2 separate regions of the Mus musculus genome follow, and region 2 is linked to region 1. A link is a loop called in an ENCODE intact Hi-C map of the cell type or tissue named here. Cell type or tissue: left cerebral cortex. All regions are shown on one strand.

What was found. Hi-C counts contacts between places; a loop is a spot of excess contacts. Peaks named below come from ENCODE experiments on the same cell type or tissue, not always from the same donor. Only the 100,000 strongest peaks of a DNase experiment are listed, where the experiment ranks them.
Region 2: a loop joins it to region 1, with 4 times the contacts of the local background. A loop is called at or near these places in 6 of 42 quality-filtered maps.

What each region holds. Positions count from the first base shown.
Region 1 is chr3:30,545,917-30,553,916 of GRCm38, forward strand. No RefSeq gene overlaps it. Among named protein-coding and RNA genes, the nearest start is that of Mecom, 40 kb to the left of the region's middle. In left cerebral cortex, a CTCF peak has its summit at 4,452 (motif pointing right); DNase peaks (open chromatin) are centred at 1,055, 2,091, 3,208 and 4,517.
Region 2 is chr3:29,041,621-29,049,620 of GRCm38, forward strand. Gm33154 (a long non-coding RNA gene) reads right to left here and starts at 3,927. Exons shown (of 3, transcript XR_389637.2): 1 at 3,815-3,927; 2 at 2,701-2,759; 3 at 2,148-2,477. In left cerebral cortex, no CTCF peak of the experiment used is centred here; DNase peaks (open chromatin) are centred at 4,922 and 5,926.

The sequences.
Region 1 (8,000 bases):
TCTTTTAAAACAGGGTTTCATGTAGCATAGGCTGACCTCAGACTCACTATGTAGCTGAGGGTGAGCTTGACCTGATTCTCCTGCATTTATATACCTCTCACGTGCTGAAATTATAGATATATACTACCATCCCTGGCTTATATGGTGCTGGAGATTGAACCCAAGACTTCGTGCACACTACAAACTGTAAGGCAAGCACTGTACCAACGGAGGTATTTCCCCGGTCCAGGAGTAGTTGTCTTTAAGAGTAATGTCTTTACTTTATATTTGCCCACTGACTGTCTAGAAAGGAAGCATCTAACTAGAAATAGCATTAAAATCATCTAATCAGAGCTAAAGCTTTGTGTGCAGCTGGGGCACCTGCATCGCCACAGACTCAGACTCTGTTGTCACATTCCTCAGCCCCCAGACCCCCTACCCACTCACTGTGTGCCACCAATGTTTCTCTTTGGTAAATGATAGACATTTCCCTCTCCTTGGCAGCTTCCCTCGAAATATTATCAGTTCTGCCTCACCATTCCCGATGCTAAGGAAGGCTCTTCCTCTTGTGGCTTTCCAGTCTTGTCGCCAAGCTTGGACAGCTAGGATCCCTCAGCGGTACTTTGTCACTTGGCTCTTGAGGCTTGTAGATTCGTCTCCATCCCACTCACACCTCCCCCTCTTTCCCCACGCAGATAAACTTGGAATCGTTTCTCAGGGGCTGTCTAGAGGGTATGCGAAGGACACCAGTTTAGGCTACTAGAAGGAGCCCGTTCCCACGGCTGGAATGAAATCTGTGCCTTTGGGGGTTCCCTCCTGTCCTGTTCGTCTTGCTGGGACCTACCGCACGCCATTTTATCCCAGCATCTCGGAATAGAAAGTCGTCCGTCACACCTGCACATTTTATTACAAGTCTGTTGTTTGTTTGCTGGATCCGGATGGGGGAGGGGTGGTGGGAAATTCAGAGTCAGAGGAAAGCTGTCTCTCAGCTCAGTTCCTCTGCTGCTGCGGGCTCCATTCCAGTTGGTGCAACAAGAGATCGGGGCCTGTGTTTGCTTTTCTTGGCATCTTCAGAGGTGATGTCTGTAGCTGAAGACACTGGGGCTGTTGCCAGAAGCCCTGCTGGAGCTGGGACTGTGTGATTCCAGGTTCTAAGATCTCATCTACTCGCAACGATGGAGAACATTTTGATCTTGGCAGACACTCTCATGCCGGCACTCCATATCCACCGGGTTCTTCTTCTCCTGGCTTCTCAGACCCCGAGCAGAGCAGCAAAGTGACCTCTGGACACACACAACTGGGCAGCAACACCATCTCTGGAATTCCCGGTGTCTCCCTGGGGAACTTGTCACCGTGGACACAAACATGATTACAAACTGCTAGTGACCTGGCAGCACATTAACACAGTCCCATGAGGGGAAAGAAGAGCAAAACTTCCTTTTCTGGGAGCTAGCCCCACCGTCCTGCCTATGTCACACCCAGAGAAGTACAAGTTTCAGCCATGCAGATGAGCACCAGGCTGAACACAGCAAAACAAAATTCTCTCCTTGACAGGAAACTAGTTCTGCCTTTACAGCCCAGGGCCTTGAGCTATCGCCTCCGATGCATGTCTATACTCTGGCCTACTCCTACCATCTCTGGCATGCTTGCTGTGTGTTTTCTGCTATGCCTTATTTTTTTCCTCAGAGTCTTGTTTAATTGTCTCTCCGATTTCCATTGACTTCTTCCCTACTGCCGATGTTTGTAACCGGGATTGGCTGCATAAATATTTCCAAACCATCTCAGAAGTGTTGTCGCTGATGAGAGCAGACAGAAGGCATTTCCAAAAGTATAAGAACATGGATTTGGGGGTGGGGGGGTGGCTTCTCCTGCAACTGAGAGAAGGAAAGTTATATTGCAGAGTCCGGAGGAAGCTTGACACAATCCTCCCACACTGTCCCTGCATGTCCTCATGTGCGCATTCCTTAAAAAATACTGGGAGCTTACCTCCACGCTCGTTATTTCTCCAGCTGCTGGTCCTCACCTTCTGGAACTGACTTATGGCCAGCAAAGATATCAGGATGAGCCCCGTACTACCGGGTGGTAACTGCACATTTGGGAAGACCTGGAGCATGAAGCAGAACTCTGTAGAGAAACTAGGCCTAGCGGAACTTCCCCCTCCTACTTAAGAGCTTTGGGATTTGTTTTCACTTTCTTTTTTTTTTAATTTAAGTTTGTCCTAAATAGATAATCTCTTCTTGTGTCTTAAATTCAAAAGTATAGGGCTGGAGAGACAGTTCAGTGATTGCAAGCATCTGCTGCACCTGCAGAGGACCTAGGTTTGGCTCCCACCATACAAGTGGCAGCCTTCAACCATCTGGAACTCCATTGCAATAGAATTTAATATCCTCTTCTGACCTCCACTGACAGCAGGCATGCCCAAGGCATAGGTAAACACCCAGATACATAAAATAAAAATAAATCAAGTATACATTAAAAGGTTCACTAAACAATTTCATCACCCTGGCTCTCCCATCAATGGTTTCCTTCTACTTGTATGTAGGTTTCCTTCACTACAAGCAATTTGCCAGAAATTTAGCTGCTTAAAACAAAGCCTATGTGTTACCTCACAGTTTCTATCGGCCAGAAGCCTGAGCAGTGTTACTGGGTATTCTGCAGAGTTGCTCAAAGTGTAATAGAGGGGCCTTGTGGATCCGTCTGGCAGCATGCAATACCAATAGGAGGACACTTAGACAGGCTGAACTTGGAGAACTCAAGGACGAGGCAACGGTCAGTGAGAGTAGGAGGGTGAGGGGATGACTTCGGAGACTGAAACTGTCTGCTTTTGGGTGGTTTGCTTGGTTTTTGTTTTGTTTTGGTTTTTTTTGTTTTTGTTTTTGTTTTTGTTTTGTTTTGTTTGTTTGTTTGTTTGTTCAGTGCTGAAGCCTGGACCTTGAGCTTGCCAGGGAAGTACTCTGCAGCCTTTTGTATTCTTCTTCGGGAGAAAGTTCCTCCTGGTTAGCAAGAGTCACAAAACTTTTCAGCCTTACTCTCCTCTGGTTCTTCCAAATTCTGCATGGCTATCCCCAGTGTTCTTGGAGTCTCCAAGCTTTAAATACAGGAATACATCGTACTTTTGGTAAACCATCTGTGAATTTTGAAAAATGCACAAAACTATGTGATCAGCACAGCAGGTTTGCTACGGAACAGGCTCGAGACTCCTGAAATGTTCTCTCAGGCTGCTGTTAGGACTTCCCAAAGCAGAACGTCCCATCTGCTCATCTGGATCTTTGCCTGCTCCAGAATTATGTCATATACACGGAATCCTGCTGCTGTGGTGTGTGATTCTGTCCTCCTTGGTTCATGTGCTGAAACCTGACTCCCGATGCGTTTGTGTTAAGAGGTGGGAACATGGGGAGGTGGTTAAGTCACAAGTGCAGAGAATTTACAGGTAGGATCAGTGTTCTGATATAAGAGGCCCAAGGGCCCGCAAGGTGGCTCTGCAGGTAAACGCACCCATCATCAAGCTGGGTTACCTGAGTTCACACACTCACGCACACACAGGGAGTAAACAAAAAGGTAATAAAAGAAAGGTTTCCTCCTCTCACAATGGGAGAACAGACACTGGTCGCATCACCAGCAAGCAGCTGGCCTTCAGTGGACGTTGGTCTGCTCTCCTGGAACCTGGACTTCCCTGCCCCCTGATCTGTGTGAATTAAACACACATTATTTACAAATTACTCAATGTGAGCTGCTGTGCCACTCTTGCCCTCAGCTACCTACCGTACAGCCTTTGAGCCTGGCTTCTCCCGCTCTACACAGTACACTGGAGGATCACTCGTGTTGTTAGATGTAGAGCATATCGCCTCTTCCCTTTTCCTGCTGATCGAGTGCTGTCAGCAGGGCCTGTCACTGTTTGTACAAGTGAAGGTTATTTAAGAGGTTTCCAGATTTCAGTTACTAAAAACATTGCATTCTTATCTGCAACTCTGCAACATACAGACCCCCGCTCTGTGTGTGTATGTACATGATTGTGTGTTTGTGTGTGTGCGTGTGTGCATGCGTGCCCATAGTTAGTTAGATATACACTAATAGATGTTCTTTTGTTTTTAGCCAATATATAGGCACTGTATAGTGTAGTCTAGCCTGAAGCTCACAATAGCCCTGCCTCCACCCTCCAAATGCTAGAATTATGGGAGTGAGCAGTCACATTCAGCTTCCTTGTATTCTCGCCTCTCTTCCTTTCCTTTCTCTATTTTCTTTTCCTCTCTCATCTCTTTCTTTTCTTCCTTTTCTATAAACAACCAGTACACTTTTTTCACTGCTAGTAAAACACAGTTGATTTTTCAAGATATGATTTTTATGCAATATATACTTCCTAAACTTAATTAGTTCTGGGAGCTTTTGTAGATATCTTCCTTTTTAAAAAAAGTTTTTAAAAATTATTTTTAATTATACAAATGCCTGTCTTTGTGTATGGGGGGGAGGAGGGCTGCACAAAAGCATGAAGTACCTGAAGAGGCCAGAAGAGGGTGTCAGTTGTCCTGATGTTTGTAAGCTGCTCTACATCAGGGCCAGGAGCTAAACTGGTCCTCTGCAAGAGCAGTGTGTTCTCTTAACCACTGAGCCATCTCTCCAGCCGCACCTTTAAGCTTTCTGTGTTAATAGAAACAGTTTTCGTTTCTTCCTCACTTGCCATGCCTTATATACCTTCCCCTTGCCTCATCTCATTGATTGGCTTCCAATAGAGGTGCCACTCCCTGATAATCAACCATTGAAATCTATAAGCCTATGGGAGCCACTCCTATTCAAACCACCACACCATCCTACATGGGTGAGTTTCATTTTCATTTTGTTGATGATAAACAATACTAAACTTATCTCAAATGTTTAGGCCTCTATATTGTATACTTACACTTATATAAATACACGTGTATGTCTTCTGAGAACTGAGTATCCAAATCATCTTTTACACTTTTTATTTATTTATGTACTGTGGGGGAGGGGGTACATACACATTCCACTGCATGGCTGTGGACGTCAGAGGATAACTTAAATTGGTTCCCTCCTTCTACCATGCTGGGCCCTGGACTGGCATTCAGATCATGAGGCTTGGTGGCAAACACCTTTACCTATTGAGCCATCTCACTGGCTCTGAATTGTTTGATTGTTTTATGTATCCTGGATACTAATCTTTATCAGATGGAGATTGCAAATATTTTCTCCCAGTTTCATGTTGTCTCTTCACATAGAAGTTTTGTAGCTTGAGTTAATCCAGTTGGACTGTTTGCACTTTTTTTAAAATTCACATTACATCCCAATATCAGCACCCTCTCTCATTGCAGTGCCCCCTCACACAGATTCCCCCCCCCCACTTCTCTTTCACCTCTGAGAAGCAGGAGCCCTCCTTGGGTATCAATACCCCCTCCCCAGCACATCGAGTCACTGCAGGACTAGGCACATCCTCTCCCACTGAAGCCAGACAAGGCAGCCCAGTTATGGGAATGAAATCCACAGGCAGGCAACAGAGTCAGGAACAGCGCCTGCCCCAGTTGTTAAGGGACCCACATGAAGACCAAGCTGCACATCTGCTACATATGTTTGGGAAGCCTAGGTCCAGCCTATGCTGGCTCTTTGGTTGGTGATTCAGTCTTTGGGTGTCCCCAAGGGTCCAGGTTAGCTGACTCTGCTGGTCTTCCTGTGGCATCTCTGTCCTCAACTTTTCCATAAGATTCCCCAAGCTCCATCTAATGTTCCGCTGTGGAGTCTCTGTATGTTTCCATTACCTGCTGGGTGGAACCTCTCAGAGGACAGTTATGTTAGGCTCCTCTCTGCAACCATAATAGAATATCGTTAATAGTGTTAGAGATTGGTTCTCATACATGGGATGAGTCTAAGTTCGAGCCAGTCATTGGTTGGCCATTCCCTCCATCTCTGCTCTATCTTGAAGGCAGGACACATTTTGGGTCAAAGGTTTTGTGGGGTGAGTTGGTGTCCTTATCCCTCCACTGAGAGTCCTGCACAGGTACAGGCAGTCGCCAGTTCAGGATCCATATCTTCCACTGCTAGTCTCAGTTAGAGTCACCCCCATAGACCCTCAGGAGACTCCCCACATCCCAGGTCTCTGGCACATCCTAGAGGTGTGCCCCACCACCACCACCTACCTCCAATTTCTGGTCTCTCTTCCCTGCTCTCCCTACACCCAATCCTTACCTTCACTCCCTTTCCTATCCCCCATCCCATCCAGTTCCCTCCCTTACTCAGGATATTTTCTAGTTCCATCCATTTGCATGCAAAATACATGATGTCTTTGCTTTTAATAGCTGAGTAGTATTCCATTGTGTAAATGAACCATTCTTCAGTCAAGAAAGGAACATCTAGGTTGTTTCCAGTATCAGGCTATTATAAATAAAGATGCTATGAACATAGTTGAGCAAGTGTCCTTCTGGGATTGTAGAACATCTTTTGTAAGCCCAGGAGTAGTATACCTGTGTCCTGAGGTAGAACTATTCCTAAATTTCTGAGAGACCACCAAATTGATTTTTAGAGTGGTTGTACAAGTTTGCACTCCCACCAGCAATGGAGGAGTGTTCCCCTTGTTCCATACCTGTGACAGCATCTGCTGTTCTTTGAGTTTTTGATCTTAGCCATCTGATGGGTGTAAAGTGGAATCTCAGAATTGTTTTGAGTGGCATTTTCCTGATGACTAAGGATGCTGAACATTTCTTTAAGTGCTTCTCAGTCAGTAGATACTCCTCTGTTAAGGATTTTTTTTTAGCTCTGTACATTTTTAAAGTGTGTTACTCGGGTTGTTGGTGTCTAACTTCTTGAATTCTTTACATATTTTGGATATTAGCCCTCTGTCTGATGTTCAGTTGGTGAAGCTTTTCCCCCAGTTTGTAGGCTGTTGTCTTGTCCTATTGATGGTGTCCTTTGACTTCCAGAAGCTTTTCAGTTTCATGAACGGCGTTGATTAATAGTTGCTTTTAGTGCCCGAGCCATTAGTGTTCTGTTCAGGAAATTGTCTCCTGTGCCAAGGATTTCAAGGCTACTCCCTAGTTTCTTTTCTATTAGATTCAGTGTATCTGATTTTACATTGAGATTTTTGATCCACTTAGACTTGAGTTTTGTGCAAGGTGATAAATACAGATGAGGGAAATTATAATAAGAACTCGAGAAAGAAACCTGGAGGTGGGAGATGTTGTAGAGGCCATGAAGGGATGTTGTTTACTGGCCTGCTCATCATGCATTCCTCAGCCTACTTTATAACATAACCCGGAATACAAGCCCAGGGAGGGTACCAACCACAATGGCCTGGACCCTCCCTCATCAGTCACTAATGAAGAAAATGCCCTGCAGCCTGATCTTATGGAGGTATTTCCTCAACTGAGCCCCCTCCTTTCCCATATCTCTAGCTTGGACCAAGTGGCTGTAGACTATCCAGCACAGATGACGTCATGGCCGCGTACACTACTCGTTGTTCCTTTCCCTTGAAAGCTTACATGGTACCTGCAGAAGGGTTTTTCAAAACATTGTCTCTTTCGGCAGAAAACAAGCCTTCCTTTCTAATAAAGCTTTCCCCGTTAATCAAGCTCTCCATTAGATCAGGCTGGGTGTGTCTGAGTGTACCTGAACATAATACTGCGGAAAAGTTTGCCTGTAGCTGGCCATGAGTTCTCTCTCAAGGGCACTCACCACGATCTGTTTAATTACTCCGGCCATGCAGTGTTGGCTGCTGTGCTGGGGTCACTGGGAAGCTCAGCCCCACGGTACACGGGATCCAGAACATCTTCTGCTGATTGAAGTCTGTAGCCTGTGGAGATGTTTTAATGGGTTCCTTGAAGCGTATCCTAAGAAATGCTGTCAACATGTATTCTTCCTTGTCAGGCCTCTGTTTTGTTAGGAATACTCTAGAGTTCTGTCTGTCTGCCTGTGGTTCACTGCTGTGTCTCCTGTCTGGTCTCAAATCTGGTGTAGCTATGCTCAACAAAGCGGGGGCAGCTGACTCAGGGGGAGCATCAGCAGCACGGCTCCTCGAGAGG
Region 2 (8,000 bases), 1.5 Mb before region 1:
GAGCTCTACAACTAAGTATAAGAATGCAGTGTAGAAGTCAGTGAAGAACCATACTTAGGATTATAGGAGCTGCATTTTGAAGCTCTTCATTAAATGCTATTAAATCCAAGCTAAGGTTGGATTGGTCACACTGTGCCACTGTGAGGTCAGACAAAGCTCAGCACACCCTTCCTACATATCCTCAAGAGATTGTCTATTTGGTATCCACTGAGCTACAGCTCTGTGACAATTCCTTGTCTTGGAAACAGGGAGGATTCTGTAGAAAGAGCAGGTCTTACAGGCCCACCGTGGCACTCCTGAGATGAGCCAAGCCCCCAAATCTTACTCAAAGCATAGACATTTCATAGAGCAGCAACATATTTCCTAGTTAATATGTTAGGCTTATTCAGCCTAATCATGTATTGATGCATAGAAAAACAAGACAAATAAATGCTAGCGGTTCTTTGGCTGTGCCAGAGTTCATGTCTGTGAAGCAATGCATAATTATCCATGAGGATAATATGAGGACCTGTGTTCAAATCCAAGCATCCATGTAATTGGTGCTCACACATAATACTGGAGATTGATGGCCACAAAACTCGCTCCAGATTCAGATGAAGAGAGACCATCCCTTAAATGTATAAGCAGGAGAGTGAAAAGGTATGTCATCCAATGTTCTGCCTGTACACATGTAAACACATATGCACATAATATGCTCATACAACACACACACACACACACTAAACACACACCAAGTAGTTCAGCAGAGTGATGTCAATGACTGAGGAGAATCAATGAAGTCTCCACATCACAGCTCTGCTTACCAATAGAATTCTGCCTGGAGCAGGCTAAGCATGCAAAGAAATGATGCCACCCATTGCTTTCAGTTAATACCTTTGTGCTTTCTCTATTGATTGGATTTCTTGCCAGCGAATGTCTTCTCTTTCCGAAGGAATCATCCCTGACTTCTCATCTTCTGTGGTGTAAACTCACACCACAGAAGCCTCAGTGTGTGCTTGCCTACTGCAATCTTCACCGGTTTCGTTATTAGATTTTTCCCAAGTCATTGTACCAATAGGTTAGATTATGCTGTTATATCTGTATTAACATGGTGTGTTAAACAAGTTAGCTTCCAATAATATGGGACGGTCAATATTTGATTATTCAAACAAGGGTTATTTGCTCTCATTAGGTCCAACTTGCATTCATCCGGGACTCTGACAGTGGTTCTCAGAGCGATGGGAGCAGGGATGCCTTTCTTCTGAAAATCCATCTGCAGATGTGATTTTCACCTCATGGAGCCAACATGCTCCACCTCTGGCCTTTCGGAGCTCTGCAGATAGAAAGAACGAACAGGCCAAGAGGTGCTGCCCTTGTCTGGAGAGTGAACCTTTCCCTTATGGTCCCCGGCGTCTCCTGCTTACATTTCAGGAGCTGCATGGTACCAGATAACTACTCTATCTTGAAAACCAACTTCTAGGACTGGAGAGATGGCTCAGTGGAAGCACTGACTACTCTTCCTAAAGGTCCTGAGTTCAATTCCCACCATCCACGTGGTGGCTCACAACTATCTGTTATGAGATCCGATAACCTCTTCTGGTGTGTCTGAAGACTCATATAAATAATATAAATAAATAAATACTTAGAAAACCAACTTCTAGCTGGACTCTGAATCAGCATTCTGTTTACATGGGAAAATAGGCTAAATATTGGCAATTGGCAGGCTCCACCTTACAATGACATTTTACACACTCTAGGTAGAGTCTAATATGATATGCATTTTAAAAGTTATTCAGTAGGCTGGCAAGATGCCTCCACAGGTCATGGCACTTGCTGCCAAGTCTGACATTCTGAGTTTGATTCCCGGAAGCCATGGTGGAAGGAGAAATGTGATTCCTGGACTTAATTCTCTGATCTCTGCATACATTCCTTGGCATGCCTCTTGCCTATCTAAAATACATAAATTATTCGCTATTTAACTGCCAATGGTATAAAATATCTTGTGGGGGATATAAACTGATGGAAAATGGTTTGAATTCCAACTTGGGAATATGGAAAAGTTGTGGTATATTGTTTTGCGTTTTACACAAGTACATTGTGTTTTTAAGTTTGAAAACTGAGATTGACTTATTGAAATGAAGGAGACAGAGTGGAAAACAACACTAAAGTGAAGGAATGACTCCTTTATTATCTGAATATCAAAGATCCCCAGGTGAGTTGTGTCAGTTGTACCTGTCTGAGCCACACTCAGTGTGGCAGGATGGAACACAGATAGTGCAGGAAAATTCCAGCTGACACCGCAACCCACTTGGTTTGGCTGAGTGGCCTAGATTCTAGCTCCATGGGTGCGATGGTATATAATACTGTCCCAATCTGCTGTTAAACTACAGAAACCTGCAGCAGCAGCAACTGTGCCGGGTCTGACTGACGATCTCCACAACTGTTCTTCCTGATCTTGGACAAGCCATTTAACCATGGGGATAAGTTGTTGGTCGAGTCTATGGGCAAATTAAAAGATGCCAGTAATGGAGCTCGCTAAAAGATTCAGGGAATGTTAGATCCAAACGGGATGTGCTATTGGCATTACTACAGTACAGTGTTGGAATATTTTCCCTGGCCAGCTTTCTACTTGTTAAGAAAATTCCTGCTTCCCAATTATTCCAATAGAACAAACGGGAGGAACGGAAAGTATTTTGGATCTTTTTACAATCAAAATCATACTTGGTATAAGTGAGGATGGAATCCTTTTGATCTGCAGCTGCAGGTACTCAAATATTTACCTGTAAGAAACAAAAGCCATGTTCTAAAGTATTCCTTGATATTATTTATTTATTTATTAAAAAAAACCCTCAAGCGGAAAAAGTGTGGTTTCAAACTCTGGGCTGGAGACATAACATTCTGACCCAGGGAGTTCTTACCTTTGTGATACTGGTCTGCCTTTGTAATAAATAATGGGCACTAAAACCGGTAACCAGGTTCAGGGTTCTCTCAGAGGAGCGCAGTAACATTATCTGCCTTGATGAAGGGAGTTATCCCCATGCCCTTCCTCAGCTGGGGGAAATTCCAAAAGCAGCTAGTCTTAAGTGCATCTCAGTTCTCACATAGGTCCTCAGTTATAGTTGCTTTAAATCAGTGGTTCTCAACCTACGGGTTGCAATTTGTGGTTTTTTTTTGGGGGGGGGTCACATATCAGATATTCTCCATATCAGATGTTTACATGATGATTCACAACAGTGGCAAAATCATATTTATGAAATAGCTTTATGGTTGGGGGTTGCCACAACTGTACTAAAGGGCCACAGCATTAGGAAGGTTGGGGACCACTGCTTTATATAGTCCCTAGCAAGTACTAAAGAAAAGGTTCAGTACGGTTTTCCTAATCGTTAAAGCTTAGGTAAGTTCTAAGACATTCCTTTTATGCCTCCCACATAATTTTCTATTTGTGCAATATATTGAATTTCTATTCCAATTTCCCTTAATTTTCCTTAAGGGACATTTAGTACTTGATAACAGCTTTTTCTAAATTGATACATCAGAACTTTTGCTTTTCTTGCCATTTAGTACTAAGCCTCTAAAATGAGTCTGGGTAGTGGCTGGCACTGTGGGTTTGTGTATTTCTGTTGCTCTGGTTTGCCCTTGTTTCTACCTCCAGCCCACCCTTCTTCACTTTCTGCCCCACTTTGCTTTCTGCAGATGTTACCACACTGACCAAAACAACTAAATACAGGAAAGGGTTTGTTTGACTTCTGCTTCCAAGTCACAGCCCATCCTTGAGAAATCCAGGGCAGGGACTTAAGCAGAATCTTAAAGCAGAAAAAGAAACCTGTTGACTCACTTTTGGCTGGTTCAGGTTCATGCTCTGCTAGATTCCTTAGATGCCCCTAGAATCACCTAAGTAGATGTGGGAAGCCGCAAATGCCATTACAAGATGGCGCTGGCTACCACTGGCCACCGCCCATGATTATGGGTAAACAACCAATGTGCGCATGTGCATAAGAGTTTTTTTGCTGAGTCACTGCCTGGCCTGACGCATAATAATGAGGTACTGGTAACATAACCAATCAGGTATGGACACGTCACTCCTAGGCCTATATAAACAACACCATTTCTGGGCTCAGGGTCTTTCGCCTACACAGTCAATGCTCTCCCAATAAACGTGTGCAAAAGGATCCTATTGTGACGTCGTTCTTGCTGGCCAGTCGGGCGCTCACAGGGAGTGGTACCACCCACAGTGATTTTTATCCTCTTCCAGCAATTAACAGAAATCATGACAACCCTTCACAAGCATGCTCAGACCAACCTGATAAAGAGTTACTCAATTAAGACTCAATTAAAACTCCCCCCCCCCCCCCCCCAGTGATTCAAGGCCAATCTGTTGACAGTTGACACTAACCAGTACACCCTGTTTCTGTGCTACATTTACCTTCTGGATCTTTCCACTGCTCACTTTTCTAGATGAGCCAGCCCCTCATAGCAACTTTTTCATGAAGTCAATATTCTCTTGACTCCCAAATTTAAGTTCAGGTCCTCTTTCTCTTTTCTCGCAAAAAATGTTGATACTTATATTAATTATGCTTTCTGTATCATCTATAATTATATATATATATATATATGTATATACACATATATATTTACCAGGTTCTTGGCTCAGGGATAATCTTGACAGATTTTATTCTGCTTGCCTAAGTACTGCTGAGCAGCAGGTCCAAGGGCTTTTCGGCTGCCGGGTACCACTATTCTTTTGTGGAATGTAGCAACATTGTGTGTGAGTCCTGAAAAGGCTAAGTCTCTAGATCTAGAAAGATGTGCATGGCTGGGTGGTCGCTGGTCAGAATGCTGACTGCTCATGAAGTTACATTCTCTGTGGATGCAGCTGCCATGAGAGGAACTTCTGGCATTGTCTCAAGTGCAGGCTGCTGATCCAAGGACAAAAACTCAGCTACCCTTCAGCTCCTGAATGCTCGAACAATGTCACAGTTGCCCTTTGCTGGGAATGTTTTGTGTTCCCTATGCCTTTAACAGGCTTGGCCCTGTCTTCCCTTCCTCATTAAGCCCTCTGCTCACCCTCTCCCTTTCGTGTGTCATCCTTACTTTGGAAAAGGGAGAATCTCTATCTTTCAAGGAAATGTTTTATCCATTACAAGAGTTCACCATATCCTCCAGGCTTAAATCTTCAGTAAAGTCAGAAGAAAGGCAGCAGATCTTTCTCTCTCTCTCCCCCCTCTCTCTCCTCTTTTTCTTTGCTTTCACCCAATTATGCTGCTTTCCTGGATAATGCAGCCTGAATGGAACAGATACTTTTCTGTGAGGTGATACGTAGGTGGGAAGGGCACCATCTCTAAGAAGAAAGAATGCTGGTGATTATGTCAAAACACAGCCTGGATGGAGGACTGGACTGTCACTTAGTGGCCAAAATCCCTGTGCTATTCATCTCTGTGGCTGCCTTCCCTGTCTCCTGCCGAGTTGTCCTGTTTATAAGGGGGTCCGGAGGTATAATTCTTTCATACAAAATGCAGCGTGTTGCCACTATCTTTAGATGACATTTCAGAGTGTTGAGTGAGGGTTTTGGGGCAACAGGTCTAAGAGTCTTCTGATAATCACCTCCCTGCTCCATAGTCCTGTTTCTCCTGATGATCCAGGGTCAGCAGTAGCAGCAGCAGCAGCAGCAGCAGCAGCAGCAGCAGCAGCAGCAGCAGCAGCAGCAGCAGCAGCAGCAGCGGCTACTGCCGCCTAGTTTCTCTCCATCTGCTTCCTCCTTGGGGAAAAGCTAGTGCTGAAATGACTTTCTCAGGGGAGTAAGCACATCTGCTGTCACATCTATCCTTATAGAGTCACGGGAGAAGAGGAAGAAACAGCCAAGCTCTTCCTCTTCTCTGGCTCTCCGTTTATTTTGGACAGGTTTCTGAGCAGCAGTGATGCCATACATTGTTGCTGGCATGCCACCTCCAGCAGCACTTCTCCCCTGCTTCAGCCCTGTCATCCCCGTTTGTCATCTGCTTCTTGGAGCCAGAGAAATTAGACTATTTCTATCTCAGCATCTGTGTTCCCGAGTGAGCTGGTGTTTAGGCCAATCGAAGTGTGAGGAAGATGTACCTCGCGTTTCTGTGCTATCAGTTGCCTGATGGGAGCAGACGCGGGTGCTAGCGTGCAGAGCTAGCTGCCTTCGGGGGGCACAGACTCCTGCAAGAAACCAACCCAGTCTTTGAGAGTGCCAAGGGGAGGCAAACCCTTGGATAGGTGGCAGATGTTCTTCATGATTTTCCTCTCAAAAAACGAAATGAAGACTCTATCCAATCATATTTAATCCCTCCAGCCCCCAAGATACTATTAGCAACTACATATGACCTTATAGTAATAATTCCTTTATTTTTAATTAATTAATTTTTATTTTATTTTTGAGATTACAATATAATTAAATCATCTCCCCATAATTATTCATTTGTGTAAAGAGTCTTGATTTATTGTAAGAGCTTGAATCTTAAATCATTCAAATTTTGTATGAATCTCTCTTTGTTTCTTTTATGTGACTTTATTGTTTTCAGAAAAGGAAAAAGTAACCTGTGTTGGTTATGTAGTGGTGAGCATAGCTGCCTTCCAAAGAAGGAAAAGTGATTGTAGTTTAGTTGCTTTGACATAGAGCCTGGATATCTTCATGCTTCAAGTCTTTCCAGGTTGGGTATTCATCATCAGAGAATCTACCAGGCTATCGCCTTCTAAAATACACTGGTCAGTATAAGTTTTACCAACAACTTATATCTATGAGTTATTGAATGATGTCATCTTCCACGTTGTGAAATTGTTTCTTTTATTAATTTCATTATTTGTTTTCAGTACAGAGATACATTGAAATTGGCATGTACGATTAAATAGCTAAGTCCTTGTGACTTGGAAATGCCACATCTTAAACACTGTTTCTGTATGGGTTTCAACAGCGTTCATATTTCATTTGTCTCTCAGAATAACTCCCTATGTTCAATGTTGATATCATGATGAGGTAGAAGAACTACTTCTAGGATTGTTCTGTGGGAATATTATCAACACATTAACTCTTGTCTCTGTACTCATCCAGCAAGTCAGACTCCAGGGTACAGAAACGAATGGCACCTGACAGAGATGGCATATCAACCTACATTTTCTTTGCATGTTAGTGGGACAGAAGAAGGACTGATGGGTGAGTCGACACAATTGGTCAGACATGTTTGATTTTTCTTCCCTTGGGATGAAACCCCAAGTTGTTTATGGAAGTCACTTTGGAGGGACTCTGGAAGATGTATTTACTAGCTTCCTTGGAAAAAACAAGCAGAATAGACAGGAGACTTGTATTAGAACACAAGGAGGCAGGTGCTCGTCTGGCCCACATCATGAAGGCACTGGGATCTCTCTGAGGCCTCAGGTGGAGAATGAACACAAGACTCTGTGGAATGAACAACAGCCACTGTGGGGCCAAGTCGTGAAGCTCACATCTGTGGTTTTTCTTGTTTACACTTCTGCAAATGCACTCAGACTACTTGATTTGCTACCTGCTTTGTCCTGATGACAGCATACTTTATGTTTCTTCTGTGGGACACTGGTCTAGATGAATGACAGATAGATAGTTTAATAAACTAGGGTAGGAAGACTCAGCTGCCAGACATCAAGTTCAGCTGAAATATCTTGAAGGAGGCGTGTAGCTTAACATCTGCCAAATGAACAATGTTTGATAATCAGACACTTAATACCTAGGGGTGATGATCTATCTGTTAATACACAACTGTGCTTACTCACCTCTCCATGTCATTGGAGCAACACAAATCAAAACAACAGTCAGGTTTACAGTATGGTGCATTTATACAATGAAATGTTACTCACTTGTTTAAAAGAAATCATTTGCAGGTAAATAGATGAAGATAGAATAAAAACTTCCTGAGTAAGGTAATTGTGGCCCAAATAGACAAATATGGTATGTATTATGTTATATGCAGGTGCTGGCAGTTAAGCCTTCCATAGGCATGCTACAATCCACCTAACCACAGAGCTTAAGT